Regions from separate parts of the Mus musculus genome. Here region 2 is linked to region 1. The links are chromatin contacts, found by Hi-C or POLR2A ChIA-PET in ENCODE. All regions are on one chromosome and are shown on one strand. The core of a region is the stretch at or near the end of the contact, and the rest is flanking DNA. Distances in the headings are between cores, read along the strand shown.

Region 1 (3,030 bases), core at 144-2,643:
GGACCCGGGTCTTTGTGTCATTTATTCTGTTCTGGAAATAATGCAAATGCTGTTGTGAGTGATTCATCTCACTTGGTTTCTTTGCCTATCTCCTGATGCTGAGACACTCAGCAGGAGGAGAACTGTTGCCTTTCCAACACTGCCTTATAGGTGGGGTTAAGGGAGCCAAGGACTAACATTTGTTCAGTTCTCATAGCACAACTTTAGGGCAGCTTTACTGCTGTAGAACTTTGGAAGTTGGCAAGCCCTGCAGCTGTCAGGGATACGCTGGTTCTGAAATCGCACATCACGACAGTAGCACGAATTGCCCCAAGATAATAGTTCCTTTGCTTGTTAATGCTGTAATGAAAGTGGAAGGTTTAATATTTATGACACATTTCAATGTAAATTCAAAATATCATATCATATCATGTTATATTATAGTAAGAGTTTAAAGAAACTTTAAAATTATTACATAGCCTCCTCATTGTCAGGTTTTAAAGGCTTGTACCATTCTGCCTGGTGGCCTTCATATAATTTTTCTGTGTATTTTCTTTATCTTAACTGAAATATAGTGTAATGATTTAATTATGAAATTAGAAAATACAGCCTCTGTTTCTCAGTTGAAAACAGGGTAGGAGAGACTCCTCATTATACATCTGTGTGAAACTATCTTTCTGTAAGTTGGTGAAATTTTTATGTCCTTGAAATGCCAGTTTCTTGCTAGAATTATTTCTGGAATTTTTTTTTTTTTTTGCCACGAGGGAAGAAATTCCTTGATTGCATTGCTGTCTTGGCTCCCGTCTTCCATTTGTCTTTTCTCTGGAATTCTGCCAAGGTCACGGTTATTCGGTGGTGACCTGGGCTTTGTTGGCTGTGTGGAAATGACATAAATCAGCCTGTGAGAGAATCAACCCGCGACAGCTACAGGGCATGCTTTCTGCATGGCGTCCTCTCCCTGGCACCCAAGTCTGACTGCTTTGAAATAGACCCTGTAGTCTCATGTTTGGTGCATCTTGATGGTGACCCTTATTTTCTGAACTGTTTCTGTCCCAGGCTCTTATATCACATTAGGAAAGTACTGAACACAGTTTAAAGTTTATACTGCATTTGAGGGCATTCAGGAGAAAGGCTCTGGCTCCCTGAAGACAGAAGTACCCTTTTCTCCGCCAGAAAGCTCATTGTAAAACTGAGGGGTTTAACCAAAAAGGACTTCCATGTAAATTGAATATTGATAGGGAAGGGAGGTTAATTGGCCTTAGATACTGGGTTGCTAAGGAAGCATTTTCCTGATTGGGAGGAAACTCTCCTGGGTGTTCTGCAGCTTCTTGTGGACCTACAGTGCTTTGTTTCCTCTCCTGCTTTCTGTTTCTGAGTTGGAAAGGGAAAGAGCAGAAAGCTATCATAGGAATGAAAAGCTGTGTGGAGCAGATGGTAGCTCTGTCTTAGCTGCAGAAAGAGAACTAAATACTGGCTAGCAACAAGCCCATGCCAGCAAGGACTCTTTGTTTAAGGCAGATGCTTGGAAAATATCATGAGGGCAAGACGGAATGAGCATGCTGGGAGGACAGAGAGAGGCTAGGCTAGGCTTTTTTCTGTGTCTGGATAAACTGAGGCAAAAGAGATGAAAGGAAGTTTTGAATCCGTATCCAATATCCAAGTAAAACCACGCGATTAACTATATTCAGTTTTGTTGATCTAATTAAAAATAATTTAGCATAGATTGTTTATATTTTGGCTGTTTTATACTATACTTTTTATTATGTTTAGGAAATTTAGAATTTTTATCTGTGATTATTTTAATAAACACTACTGACTTATTAGTGTCATTTTATATTAAAAAATAGGGATATTATTCCTCTATAAGTTTCAGTGTCTCTGGTTTTATGTGGAGTTCTTTGAACCACTTAGACTTGAGCTTTGTACAAGGAGATAAGAATGGATCAATTCTCGTTCTTCTACATGCTAACCGCCAATTGAGCCAGCGCGATTTGTTGAAAATGCTGTATTCTCTCCACTGGATGGTTTTAGCTCCTTTGTCAAAGATCAAGTGACCATAGGTGTGTGGGTTCATTTCTGGGTCTTCAATTCTGTTCCATTATTCTACCTGTCTGTCACTGTACCAGTACCATGCAGCTTTTAATCACAATTGCTCTGTAGTACAGCTTGAAGTTGGGGATGGTGATTCCCCCAGAGGTTCTTTTATTGTTGAGAATAGTTTTTGCTATCCTAGGATTTTTGTTATTCCAGATGAATTTGCAAATTGTCCTAGATGTCTTTGTATAGTACTAGCTATATACACTAGGCTCTCTGGTTATACTTTAATTTATAAGCTATTAGTTCTGCATACTGAATGATGCTTCATTAACTTAGTGAAGTTAATACCTGTAGTTTGCTTAACTTCATTTTTTTCCCTCCACAGGTACTTTTTAGTGCCTACTGAGCAGGAATTTTTGTGTCTAAGGACACCTGAAAGCACTTGTGGGCAGTGGTGACTTTTTAGGAGAGCTACCCACAAACCACCTTTCCTTGTCTTAGTCTTTCTTCCTTTCTGTACTGCAATCTTCTACCTCTATTGAATGATATGATGTAGAATTTTATGGCACCTTTAAATTTTAAAATTTAATTTGATTTTGTGTGTGTGTGTGTGTGTGTGTGTGTGTGTGTGTGTGTGAGAGAGAGAGAGAGAGAGAGAGAGAGAGAGAGAGAGAGAGAGTATGCTTAAAGAAAGGGTCAGGCATTCCTCACACATCCTAAAAACCTGGAGTGCCATAGAAGTCACAAATCTGCCCTGGTGGCCTGTGTTGCACCTATTCCTGGTTATATGGCCACTTAACTCTTGCCTTACAAGCGTCATGAGGAGAGTCTTAGAAGAAACACTTTTAGTAACACTCTTTTTAAAACCTTTTTATTCGTTGTTTTTGAGTTTCACATCATGTACCCCAGCCCTGCTCACCTTCCCATCGCCTCATATCCACCCTTCACCCTGGCAACCCCTCCCCCAAAATAAAACACACACGCAAACAAACGAACAGCAACATAAATAAGGCA
Region 2 (3,317 bases), core at 763-3,262, 95 kb before region 1:
TCTCGACTGCCCTGGCAAACTGGAAATCAGCCGTCTCTCCTCTCTAGGCTTGCTTGCTTTATTCTGTTATGCATTTGGCTGTGCACTGAGCATATGCAGCTTCAAGATCACACTCTTTCCATTTTCTTTCTCTCTCCTCTTCCTCCTTGTCCACACTCCTCTGTTTCTGTGGGTGGAACTCAGGGCCTCAGACAGGCCAGTCAAGTGTTTTACCTGTTAGGTAAAATACTATCAGTATTTTGGGGGCTGAGGCAGAATATTCAAATATGACGGGTAAGCAGTCGTAGTCGCTAGTTCATTTGAGCTTTCCTCCTCTTATTTTGTGATTGCTTCATTGTTTTATTCAATGACTACTCATTTGGAGTCTTATATGAATCTAAGGATGCTAGAAACCACGCCCTCAGGAACTTTACCATGCTGTGTGCAAACACCGACTAGAACCGTGGTACAGGGAAATGCACTGAGGTGACGTGACTTACATCCTATTTTTTTGTCTACCATAGGTGAATCATGTCATTTGAAACTGGCTCTGGTATAGAATGCCGGGCTTAAGCTAATGTGGTATAATTTGTGGTACGTATTCTAAAATTTTGAGTACAATAGTATGGTAAATTAATGATTCTTATTTTTACATGGGCAGGTTTTTTTTTTTTTTGGTAATTTTTACTTTATTTTTAGAAAATAATAAAGCAGACTTGGCTGCTCTAGAATTTCCTCTATAGCCCAGATTGGCCTTGAATTCCTCTTGCCACCACCCCCTATTACTTCACTGAGTGCTGGGGTTATAAGCATGAGCTGCCATACCCTACAAATAACTTCTTATCCTTCAAAACAAACTAACACGTCAAATAGAAGCAGGTTAAGATGTTCCAAGCTTTAATCCTAACACTTAGATGTAGAAGTATTTACAGTTCCAGGCTAGCCTAGGCTACAGATTCCTTCTAATTAAAAAATAAATTAAATTAGGTGCTACCAATTAATTAATAGTTGCTCAAAAAAGTTAAAGTTCATTTTTACAAAACTGTTTTAAAACTATTTTGTGTGTGGCAAAATGTCACTTTTTTTGGTTTTTGTTTTGACAAACAAAATAGTGGTTTAATCATCAATAAAACCAACAATCAGAAACTACCATCCTTCTACCATCCTTCTAACTTCTAAGCCCCTTTTAAAGTTAGCCCCTTCCCCATCTTTTGCCAGTGGTCACTACAGATCTATGTTCTGTCCAATTATAAAACAAACTCAGAACACATACACACACACACTGTTAACCTTTTATTTCGAAACAATATGGACTTACAGGAAATTGCAAAACCATTACCTAGAGTCCCAGGAATTTATTAGCTACTTAACATGGTAATCTTACACTACTTGCTCAAGACCAAAATTTCCCTTTTCACATTTGAAGACAGCAGTTTCATTTTGCCTGTTTCTTTTCTAAGAAATACTGTACTGTTTAAAGGACCAGACATGCTTTTCCTGAGATATTCTATCGGTCCCCATAACCCCTAAGACTCCTACATCTTCTGGTATTTTCCTTGGCCCTACCATTGCCTCTTGGTTTCATTTTACTGATTGGTATTTTCTGATTTTTGTGCTGCAAATGATACAGTTACTAGCATTCGAATTCCTAACTTCTCGCCCCAGCCTTAAATGGGTGGCAGTGACCACCTCATTTAGCTGGTACTGCTCTCTAGGCTCTTGGGGATGCTCGCGGCCCTCATCCTGGCTCGCACTCTACTTGTCACGAGTCCCCTGTTTATAGCCAGGCGTCTAGAATGACTGCGTGTGGGGAAGGGAGTGCAGATACCCTGGCTCGGGGTTGCCCCTGCCTGGCCGAGAGCACCAAGCGGGTTAGGCTCCGGGAAAGTGAAGGCTGCTGGCGCCCGGGTTGCAGGAAGGTCTCGCCCGGACGTCACCGTGCAGCCCCACTGCGCATGCTCACCGCAGCGCGGGCAGAGCTCCTCCGCTGCCGTGTCGCTCCTGCGGTCCCGGCCCCGCCCCGTCCCTCCCCGCTCCGCCCCGTGCGCGCCGCCGGCTCCAGGTCAGGGCGAGCGAGCGGGGTGAGTACACCTAACCTCGGCGACCTAACCACGGCGGTACCTCCGCCGCTGCCTGCAGCCCTCGCCCGCCTCCTGGGACCTGAGAAGGGTGGAGGATCGGCCAGCCAGTAACAGGCCTGGGAGGTGGGCGCGGGCCGCCCAGGCGACCTTTCCACCTTGTGCTAGGAATGTGCTCACGTGACCTTGAAACAAAGGAAGTTAAGTGACTGGCAGGCTTTTCAGATTTGCAGCCAACACAACCTCCTCCCCCCATAATCTATAAAACCGGGAAGGTGGGGGAGGGGGGCGGAGATAAAGGACTAGTTAACTGATTTATAGAAGCCATACTTGCATCTATAGTGATAATTATGAAAATCTTGGTAGTAAAGCCCAGGGTTTCAGAATCAAAATGGAGCCCCATTTTCTGCAGTTACATGTTTTCGGCAAGATGTAAATTGTTTCCAACTGTAAGGAAAAAACAAAACAAAACAAAACAAACCAACCAGAACAGTCTTGGGTTTGTTTTTGAGAGAGATTTGTACTATGTAGCCCACGCTGGCCTGGAACTCTAAACAACCCTGCCTCTGTCACACAAGTGTTGGGATTCCTAGTGGGCACTCTCATGCCTGTTTTACCTATCTTGAGCCTCTTGCCTCAGCCTCTCCTCAGAGAAGCTGAGTTTATAGACCCCCATCTCAGGTTACAGGGGCCATCAGCTTCCCTCCAGTGCTTGTGTTCATGTTTTAAGTTCTCTTTGACAATTGGCTTCCTCTTTCTAAGTGCAATAGTTCTTTTCCAAAGGCTTACTTTGGGTCATTATAATGTGACAGTGGCCCCCACTGTGGTGATGAAAGTGAACATTTATGATGGTTAGGGTTGGAGAACACAGACCCTGTGCAGGACTCAAGTCTATTTTAGGATTCCAGGTACCATTGCTCCTCATTGCTTCCAAAGTGTCCGATATTGACAGGAAAAAATGACACAGAATGAAAAACTTAGCAGAAAAAAAAAAATTCAGAGCAACAAGGGAGTTAAAAGTCTCACAGAGCAGTTTTAAAGACGTCATGCCTGAGCTTGATGGCCTATCCCTCTCACCCAAGTGTGGGGCAATGGGCTATACACACCCCAGCCTGGCATAGCTAGAGGCAGAGCTACCTCCATTTTGAGGCTAGCCTGCACTATGCATGGCTAGATCCTGTCTCAATGAGCAAAAAAAAAAAAAAAAAAAACCCAGAAAGTTGTTATTTATATTTTAATGGAAGAAACTAGAGTAAATAG

Evidence for each region. Hi-C counts contacts between places; a loop is a spot of excess contacts on that map. ChIA-PET counts read pairs that join two places held with the same protein, here RNA polymerase II (POLR2A).
Region 2: a loop to region 1 is called in a map of left cerebral cortex, with 2.6 times the contacts of the local background. The contact joins the promoter of Atg10 here to the enhancer-like site in region 1. A Hi-C loop is called at or near these places in 1 of 37 maps with a recorded cell type or tissue (left cerebral cortex). POLR2A ChIA-PET finds 5 or more read pairs at or near these places in 1 of 5 experiments (Patski).

Annotation. Positions count from the first base shown.
Region 1 is chr13:91,127,122-91,130,151 of GRCm38, reverse strand. The region is part of intron 3 of Atg10 (autophagy related 10); the gene reads left to right. Among named protein-coding and RNA genes, the nearest start is that of Atg10, 95 kb to the left of the region's middle. Within about 2 kb of position 1,393, at least 1 of the 3 ENCODE cell types and tissues checked has a DNase peak (open chromatin) inside an H3K27ac peak, as active enhancers do; it is left cerebral cortex, where a contact is called at or near this core.
Region 2 is chr13:91,222,682-91,225,998 of GRCm38, reverse strand. It overlaps Atg10 (autophagy related 10), which reads left to right and starts at 2,012. Exons shown (of 8, transcript NM_025770.3): 1 at 2,012-2,060.